Regions from separate parts of the Mus musculus genome. Here region 2 is linked to region 1. Evidence: chromatin loops called from intact Hi-C (ENCODE). Cell type or tissue: gastrocnemius. All regions are shown on one strand. Each heading gives the region's core, and the rest is flanking DNA. Links, peaks and the distances in the headings are about the cores only.

Evidence for each region. Hi-C counts contacts between places; a loop is a spot of excess contacts. Peaks named below come from ENCODE experiments on the same cell type or tissue, not always from the same donor. Only the 100,000 strongest peaks of a DNase experiment are listed, where the experiment ranks them.
Region 2: a loop joins it to region 1, with 4 times the contacts of the local background. A loop is called at or near these places in 1 of 42 quality-filtered maps.

What each region holds. Positions count from the first base shown.
Region 1 is chr7:63,518,386-63,523,299 of GRCm38, forward strand. The region is part of intron 1 of Otud7a (OTU domain containing 7A); the gene reads left to right. Among named protein-coding and RNA genes, the nearest start is that of Otud7a, 76 kb to the left of the region's middle. In gastrocnemius, for the core only: no CTCF peak of the experiment used is centred there; a DNase peak (open chromatin) is centred at 2,123.
Region 2 is chr7:63,584,071-63,588,984 of GRCm38, forward strand. All of the region lies in intron 1 of Otud7a (OTU domain containing 7A), which reads left to right. Among named protein-coding and RNA genes, the nearest start is that of Otud7a, 140 kb to the left of the region's middle. In gastrocnemius, for the core only: no CTCF peak of the experiment used is centred there; a DNase peak (open chromatin) is centred at 2,636.

The DNA.
Region 1 (4,914 bases), core at 957-3,456:
ATTTCACTTAGTCTCCCCCATTACAGCCTATCACAGAAGGAAGTAAGGGTAAGAACTGATGCAGAGGCCATGGAGAAATGTTGTTTACTAGCTTGCACCCCATGGCTTTCTCATCCTGCTTTCTTACAGCATCTAGGACCACCGGCCTAGGGTGGCACTACCCACAGTGAGCTAGGATCTCCCACATCAATCATCAATTGAGAAAATGCACTACAGGCTTGCCCACAGGACAGCCTGGTAGGACATTTTTTTCCAAATGATTCTAACCTGTGTCAAGTTGACATTAATTACCAGATAGCACACTGTCTTAGAAAACATTCAACAGTCACCTATCAGCTCCTGAGGTCATATATAGGATTCCAAGAAGATCAAGTTTCCTATGATGTACCTTGGATCAAACTTCTCTGAAGTCTTTACACATTGACATTGATTATATCTTTTCTTTTTCATGTGTATGTAGGAGTAATCTTTGAAAAAAATCACTATCTAAATCCAAATATAAAACAGAAATTTCTATATTAGGAATAGCATAGAAAGTGTAAGTGATATAAAAAATGGTGGTTCATCATAAACTTGGGGGCTTACTTCTTACCTTAATTCTCATTTTGTTACATTGTGGTATTTTTGATTATGGCCATGATTTTTCTGTTTCAGTTCTTTTATGTGTCAAATTAATTAGGCTTTAATACCAAGCCATTTGGTCAGAAACATCTGAATATAGTTATAAAAGTTGCTTTGGTTTCTTAAATAAGTGATTGAAATTTAGATCAGTACATTTTGAGTAAGGCTCAATTGGGTAGGCTTCAGCCAATCAATTAACTAAATATTCTGTGACAAACACACACACAAAAACAGGTCTCCCAAAGCAAAATGGAATCTGCCTTATAGTGGCTTCAAATTCAGGCTATATCTTCAGCTGTTCCATGGGAAACTCACAATCTGCCCTTCATATTTTGATCTTGATTGTTTTCATATGTATGTGAGCTATTTCCTTAAACTAAGTAGATAGGTAGATACACACACACATACACACACACAGAGAGAGAGAGAGAGAGAGAGAGAGACAGAGACAGAGACAGAGACAGAGACAGAGACAGAGACAGACAGACTGATGATACTGCTGCTTCTCCGGAGAGCCTTGGATATTGTAGACTTGTCTATGGTAAGTATGGTTGAAAATTGCTGATTCTGGATCCAGATCTCCAAGCCTCAGCTGAATCTTCTGTAAAGTAAGGCTATTGTACCATCTTCACAGATTTGTCATGAGGCCTTCAAGACTTCAGACAGTTAAAGCAGTTATCCAGCAGCCAATATTCAAGAAAGAATGAGTACACTATATTTGAGAGAGGATATGTGACAAGTGATGTTATCCCTTGTTCTCTGAGGAGTTAGATATTGTGCTCCTTTGCCTACTGAAGTAAACACTACTGAGTAAGGACTAGGAAATAAAGTCTCACAGGGGACTGTGTTCCTAATACCCTTTGTAAATAGAGCTAAAGTGACATTTGTCAAACTTTCCAAAAAGGGGGATGTGCTTCTGTACTGAGTCTCATATCATGGGGCCTGCTGTCCCCAGGAACGTGTGTACTAGGTGCTAATTGCTACCCTATAAACACTAGCTACTACTGAAAGAAATTCTGAGCATATCAGCCAGGCTCTCCTTCCAACCTAACAGCTCTGATTTTTCTCATCCCCAACTCTTGGGAGCATGCCCTCCTTCCAGCCAGCTGTGTGTCTTCAGTGGCTATGGCTGGTGAGGACATCGGAAGGGGGCTTGCTAGGACTGGTTTTGAGAAAACTGAAAGCACAGTCCATAGATGTTCAGGGAGACTCAGCTTTCCCACAAAAGGAGTTGGGTGGATGAGGATCCAACCACCATGTGGTCACCTTTGGACTGGGAGAGGTCTGGGGATGGGCTAGTGAATGAAGGCCTCTACCACCAAATGGTCACTAAGTAGGAGAGGTTAAGGAAGGGAGGGTTAGTGAATTAGGACCTTGGCCATCATATGGTCATTGTGTGGCTGGGAGAAGCTGAGAAAGGGGCTACCTAGTGAAGAAGGAGTAGGCCACCATCTGGTTACTCAGGGGCTGGAAGAGGCTCAGAGGAAAGATCTAGTGAATAGGACTTCCACCACCATATGGTCACCGTATGGCTGAGAGAAGCTAGCCAAGGAGCCATTTCTCTGTACCAAGTCTCTGCCTTGTCAGCTCTCCACCTGGGAGGAGCAGGAGCTCTGCATTTATCTAAATCTCCTTTACTCCCAAGTTGGTCTTTTATAAGACAGTTTCATTTTCAATGCTAAACATAATGAAAATAAGTAGATTTTATTGTTTAGAAGATTCATAGCAGCAATAACTTTGCTTTCATTTCCATAGATCTTTATTCGCAGTTCGACCAGTGACTAGAGAGAGAAAAGGAAATGACCTGCTATTTCACTTAAGCTAAATGCATTGACTTTTTACAAAATTAAATCTTCAGTAAATTAACTTGTGTGTCTGGGTTTCTTATAAAAGCCAGGAGAGGTGCTCATTGTTACTTATTGTTCACCTGCAGCTTAGGGGTGGCTCTGTCCTCTGTAAACATTTATTCCCTCCAGGAGCCAGAGGGGGGGCCTCTGGGCTTTCACCCTGACACTGAGCTAGGGAGAGGTCAGGCATAGAGTGGTCCCTAGTTCCTGTCATTCAAGTATAAGTTCATAGAAGAGGATCAGGATCTTTGATCCTACTCAGGCTCCGGCATCTAGAGCAATGCTGGCAATAAGTATCATATATTTAGTTATATTTGTTAGATACATGAATCAATCATTTACCAATTTACCCCCATAGTATACTAAGAATGACTGATTTAAAAACAAAAAACAAAAAACAAGCAACTACTTTACGTTTAAATATGTGGTTGAGATTGCCACTTGCTCTCTGCTTAGTGCAATAATCTCTTTAAAGGAACAACTGGCAGCCCATGAAAGAAGAGCTTGCTTTGATAGACATTAAGTATACCACAAATACACAGTAATTAAAAAAAAATGTGGTCTTGAGGCAATTACAGACAAATAGGCAGAGGGAGCTGGGAGACAGACCTTAGTGTGGCAGGAGCTTAATATATATTAAAACATAGCCACAAATCAATACAGATTTTAAATGGAAACTTTAGAAACTTCCTATATAGGGGAAAGCTTATAGATAAAGGAAAGCAGAACTGGAGTGATACCAAACCACATCAAACTGTTAAAAATAAAGGCTTACCCATGGAAGACAGGCCTGAGAGCTTAATCCAGGGAAGCTAAGATAGGAGGGACTTCTAAAAGAAAGATTTAAGAGAACATGTGATAGAGTCATTTCAGAATTAATAATCTCAGATTAAGGGCTCTCTTAGAAATCAAGTTAAGTGAAAGATGGGAATTCCAAGTTAATAGGAGCCCAGAAGAGCCCAACGGTGGTCAGTCTTCCCTGTCAGCTCGACTTGATCTAGGATCTCCTTGTACACTCACTTCTAGGGATGTTCACGAGAACATTCCAGGGAGATTTAACTGATGGGAGAAGACACATCCTGAGTATGGTTGACACTATCCCATAGGCCAGGCTTCCAGACTGTTGAAAACAAAGAAGAGAAACAGCACCCGCATTTCTCCTCCTGTTTCTTGACTGTAGATGCAAAGTGACCAGCTGTATTATGTTCCCACCAGCATACGTCTCAGTTCTAATGGACTGAATCCCTTCAAACTGAGAGCCAAAGCAAGCACCTCCACCCTTAACTTGCTTTAGTCAGACATTTTACCACAAGAAAAGAAACTAACACAGTAGATGAAGTATACAAACAGACATTTTGAAAAACAGAAAAATCCCCAGATTAGATAGGAAAAGAAAAGTTTCCAAGTCGTTTTTAATCGGAGCTGTGTGCTTTAGAAAGTAACGAAATGACCTTTTTGTAAATCAGAAGGGCATCTTTTGAACCTATGAGGGTAGCTGCTATTGCCATCCATGAGACTGAGAAGGGAAGAGGAACTAATTTCAGCCTGTGGAGTCGTAAGTCAGAGATTTAGCTAGGCAGATATGGTATGACATATGTGGAAATGTCAGGCAAGTTAGATGTTGACAATGCAGAGCTTCAGAGAGGCATTAGAGCTGAGGGTGACTCTGTAGCCTTCCCTCTACTCTGCATGCTGTCTCAGGCCTTTAGCAAGGGAAGCAGTGAGGAGTGTGTTCATGAAAACAGGAAGCCCCAGCTGAGCTCTGCAGTGAAGATGCAGGAAGTCTGGGTGAACGCAGAATGTCAAGAGTGCCCAAGGAAGGCAGTGTTTCAGCAGGGGCATGTCTGTAATACCCTTGAAGGCTAATTAATATAAGACACACTTGGTGGCTGATTTTAGAAACCCACGTCAGACAGCACAAAGCTGAATAGAAAGCCTTCAGATGCTATGCTGGTCTGGGACATTTGGTACCTTACTCATCTGTCACATGCCTGTGTCACAGCTATCTGTGCAGTTCCTAGTCTTCCAACAAAAACAGAGATGGAAGCCTTCATTTGACTCCTACTCAAAAGGAAGGACATAGCAGTCAACCCAAAACACAAGGAAAGGTAGAGTAGAAAATGTGAAAAATTTAAGCAAGATCACCAGCCCACTTTCTAACACAGCTTACCTTTACATCGACCACTTAAATCACTTAGGCACTCACAGTTAAAAAGATCAGAATTAGTACCTAAAGCGTCCACTCAGCCCAGTATTTCTCCCATGGTCACTCAGGGTAAATATTACCAGGAAGAACCTCAACCATCAGATTCTTATAGCATTTCCATGGGCATTGGTACGTCTCCATTCCCAAAGCCTCCGGGATTTCTGCAGGGCAGACAGTGTCATCATTAGCAGATGGTGGCCAGTGAGCTCAGAGGATATGCAGGACATGAGTCAGTTGTCT
Region 2 (4,914 bases), core at 1,409-3,908, 66 kb after region 1:
CCTGAGTATGTGAAATCTGGTCATAATCTCCAAGACAAGTTGCTTTAAAATGGTGTGAGGACTAGAGCTTTAGCTCAGGATTAAAGTGTTAAAGCCTTTACCTGGTATGGACAAGATCCTAGGATCAATTCCAGAAGAAGAAAAGGAAATAAGAAGGGGGGGCAGAAAATATTGGGGAAAGGAGGAAGGAAAGGATCGATCTGGGCTTTATGGATTATACTTGTAATCACAGAGATTTGGAGGCTGAAGCAAGAAAATGCTCCAATCTGGTGTTACTGGGGTCTCAAGGAACCAAAGCACAGACATACACATGCTCACGAATGCATGATTATGTATCAGCTGAAAATCTGTCAACTAATAAGGTCAGTAGTTCAGGGAACTGACTGCCACTGAAGAGATAGTTGTGATGCAGCAGAATAGCACAGGCCTTTACCACCAGTTCCTCTGGATAGAAAACTCAAGGGCAGCCTAGACTACAGAGTGGGTGCAAGGCTAAGCTTGGAACTTAATGAGAAGCCCTTTCTCCACCTTTCAAAAAGTAAAGAGAAGGCTGAGGGTGTGACTCAGCACTTGTCTAGCATAGAAAATCCCTGCAATTGATTCCTGCTACTGTAAGGAAATAGGGAAGGGAGGGAGAAGTGGACAGTTGTTCACAGTTCCTGGGAGAAGGGGGCATGTCATGCCATGTCACAGGGGGCCACCCAGGGAAGCACAGGGGCTGGTCAGGAAGTCAGGAGAGGGACGGCTGTGGGCAGGGCTTTTGAGTGGTTTCTGATGTAAGGAGTAAGGACAGAACTAGCCAAAGAAGCAAAGGCCCTGAGCATCAACACATGTAGATGTGTCCAACACAGAGTAGGGATAGTTCTTCTCCTTTGCCCATGCCCTAATTGATCATCTGTCTTTAGTGTTGGATTTCAGGAGTTCACTATAAATTTGACTAAATTCTTTTGTCAAGTATGTGGTTTGTAAGTCTGTCTCAGCCTATAACTTCTCTCTTTACCTTAATATATATTAATATATATTTATATTTTATATGTTTAATATATACTTGCATATTTGTAGGTCTCAGCATTGCATTTGATAAGTGTGTGCAATGTATAATATGAACAAATCACACTTATCATCATATCCATTACCCCAAACATTTGTCATTTCTGTTTGAAAAATATTCAAAATCCTTTTGTGTAGCTGTTTGGAAATATATAATAAATACTTTTATGCCTCAGGATCTTTCATGGAGCTTTAACTTTGATAATGTTTAATGTATTGGTTTTATTATCAAGGTCACAAAGACCTATGCCCCAAATATTTTATTCTAACATCTCATAGGTTTATGTTTTATACATAAGCCTACTATCTAGCCAGGTGTTGAAGCATATTTCTATAACCATGGCACTTTGTGGACACAAGCAAAATAAAGAGTTTGAGGTGAGGGGCTGTAGAGATGACTCAGTGGATAAGACTGCCTGCTCTTCTAGAGGTCCTGAGTTCAATTCCAAGCAACCACATGGTGGCTCACAACCATCTGTAATGTAATGCTCTTCTGGCATGCAGGTGTACATGCAGATAGAGCACTCATATACATTGAACAATTAAAAATAAATCTTTAGAGAGAGAGAGAGAGAAAGAGAGAGAGAGAGAGAGATATTTTGGGGTCAGCCTTGCTACATGAAAAGGCCCTATCTCAGAACACCAGATCTAAATCTCCCACCCATCCTGACTGATAGCCTATGAAGTGTGAGACTGGGGTTAAAGAGGTGAGACTTTGCTGATTGACATCCAGTTTGCAAATGGCTGCAAATGCTTTCGCTCCCTTTAGCTTCATCTTTGACGTTGCCAGAGACCAAGCACTTGCTTCCCCAGCACATAAACTAAAGAGAGTGACACAGAAAAGCTTACCATGGTCTCTGTACAAGGATGGCATGCAGCTCTCTGAAGAAGTCTGTTTGAATGTCATTAAATTGTTTGCTTAAAATGACACAGTTTATTTAAAATTTCCCTAAAGAAAAAAGAAAAAAAAAAAACAGTGTAACATGCCAGCAATCAGCAACCAACAACCTCTGGAGTGTATACTTTAATAGATGAATCATATGACATGTGGGTAGATTTTCTCAGTAGAGCTGTTTTTGCCCAAAGGGATGAGGGGCAATCAGTGGCCTATGCTTTTACACACTGATGTCTGATTTCTCTGTATTGTACAAAGATCTATATAGCTCAATAGTGAGTGCCTTCTATATAACCCCAGGTGTATAGCAGATGGTGTGTGTCAAGTCCCTTTCACTCTTTTTTTTTTTTTTTTTGAGATAAGTTGTAGCCCACACTATCCCACACTCACAGTGTAGTGGCACCAGATGGCCTGGAACTCTCATTAATCCTCCTGCCTCAGCTTCACTATTACTGAGATTACAGGCATGAGTTACCATGCCTGTCTTACATCAGAGAGTGATTACTCCCATTTCATTAAAAAAAAAAAATGTAACTGGGTGCCATATGGCTGCCCAGGTTACTCCTGTCTAGGAGCCTCTATGGTGTTTTTCCATAGTGACCAAACAAAATGTTATTTTCTCCTCATCTTGGGATCAGTTGTCATCCTTGGGTGTGTAGATGACAGCTCCCTAACTGACAGGCGCGCAGTGACACCTTGTGGTTTTGGTTTGCAGCTCTTAGATAGTAAGCATGCTAAGCCCTTCCCATATACCTGCTGGGGATTTCTACATTGTCTCTGAGAAATGTCTGTTCAGTTCTTTGCCCATTTTTAATAGATTGTGCAGTGGGCTTTTGCTAATGAATTAGATATATTTTACAGATTTTGAAAATTAGCCCATTTGTATGGTTTGCAAACCTTGTCCCCCGTCCTGCCAGCTACCTTCCATCCCACTGGCTTTTCTTTCTCTATGGAAGCATCTTAGTTTGATGAAGTCCGTCTTGTCAATGCTCTGGGATCACAGCCAAGAAGCATCTCCAAGACCGAAGGCAAGAAGAGTTTCCCTTATGTTCTCTTTGAAAAAAACAAAACTTTAAATTCTCAGGACTTATATTTGATAACTTAATCTGTTTTTATCCTTTGTCAAGTATGTGGCTTGCATCTTAATATCTGGGGCAAGATTTGAATGTGTAAGGTAAGATTAAGTCCATTTTCTTTCTTTGGCTATGACTATCCAGCCTTGCAACACCATTTGTTAGAGGGACTGCCTTTTCCTCATCAGGTCTTCTGGCAGCCTTGGAAAGGATCATGTGACTTGATCTGTATTGCTCTGTCTGGGCTTTCAACCCACCCCACCATCCACATGTCTACTTTTAGAGCAGTACCATGTGGTTTTGACTATTACAGGCTTTTAATACACTTGAATTGGGAGGTATAATGCCTCCAACTTTATTCTTGTTCAAATTCTCCTGTGTACTCAAGGTCTTTTTTTTTTTCCATACAAATTTACAGTTTCTCTTTTTATGTTTCAATTGGATTTCCATTATGATGTTTTTCAAAGATTGCACTGACTCTCAAGATCAGTTGTGTATTATTGACATTGTAACACTTATATTTTTTTTCAATTTCTGAACATGAGATCTCTTTATGTATAACCGTGTCTTTTATTTCATTATTTAGTGTTTTAAAGCCTTAACTTCTTGGTTGAGTTGATTCCTAAGGATTTTATCCCTTTGGCTGGTATTGTAAATGGGATTGTTTTCTTAATTTCTTTTGTATTAGTTCATTGATGGTGCTGTGTTTCTCTCATATCCTGAGATTGTAATAAATTCATTGATCACTTTTAGTATTTTTTTCTCTGTGGTTTTTCTGCTTTCTATATTGGCTCGTCTGCCTAGATGATCTCATGTCTTCCTTTCTAGTTTGCAGACCTTTCATACCTTTTTGTCTAAGTAATCTGTCTAGGACTCCTACAATCCTGTGAATAGAAGTGGCAGAATGAGCATCTTGTTTTGTCTTTGACCTTATCCTTATGATGTCATGAGGCTTACCACAGGGGCCATTATTGTGTGGAGGTAAATTCCTTCTGGTCCGAAATTATGGGAGCTTTTGTCATTAAAAATTGTTGGATTTTTGTGATTGTTCTATGTCTATCAGACCTTGCAGATTTTAGTCTTCCTTTTATTTTCTGTGTGGTGTAGCACATTGGATAACTTCGTGTGCTGAGCCATCCTTGCATCTTAAAGGTATATACTACTTGGTAATGGCAAGCAGTCTTTTTGATGCAGTATTACATGTGGTTTGCTAGTATTCTGTTCGTGATATTTTCACCCATGTTTATCATGGTCTTAATTTTTTGTGCTATCTTTATTTTATGACGACAGCAATGATAACCTCAGAGAATAATTTGTGCCATTTGGGAGACAGAGGCAAGAAGACTGTCACATGACTGAGTGCGGGTTGGTCTACATAGTGAGTTCCAGACAAACTAGGGCTACATTGTGAGATACTATCTCTGAGAAGGGGATGTTCCCTTCTATTTTGTTGAATAGTTTAAGAATATTGGTATTACCTTTGAATGGTTGATTAAACACAGTGGTTGTTTAAGAGATCATTGTTTATTTTCCATGTTTCTGTGAATTATTTTATTTTTCTCATTTTCTGTGAATTCTCTTAATTTCCTTAACGGCCTTTAGTTCAATTTTACTGTACTTAGGGAAATGTTTGATATGTTCTCAGTCTTGCTAGACTTGTTAAGTCTATCCTGGAAAACCTGTAGACTTGGAGAAGTGCGTCTTCTGCTAATCCTGGTAGAATGTTCTGCCTGTTGCACCCATTCTATCCACAGGGTTCTCAGTGACTACTATGTCAGCTCTAGAGCTTCTTCCTGCTGGATTTTCTTTCTGTCTGAGTGTTTCACCCATACTTGACAGGGACCACAGAAACTTCTTCTTCTTCTTCTTGTATTGTTGTCTCTTTCTTTCTTCTCT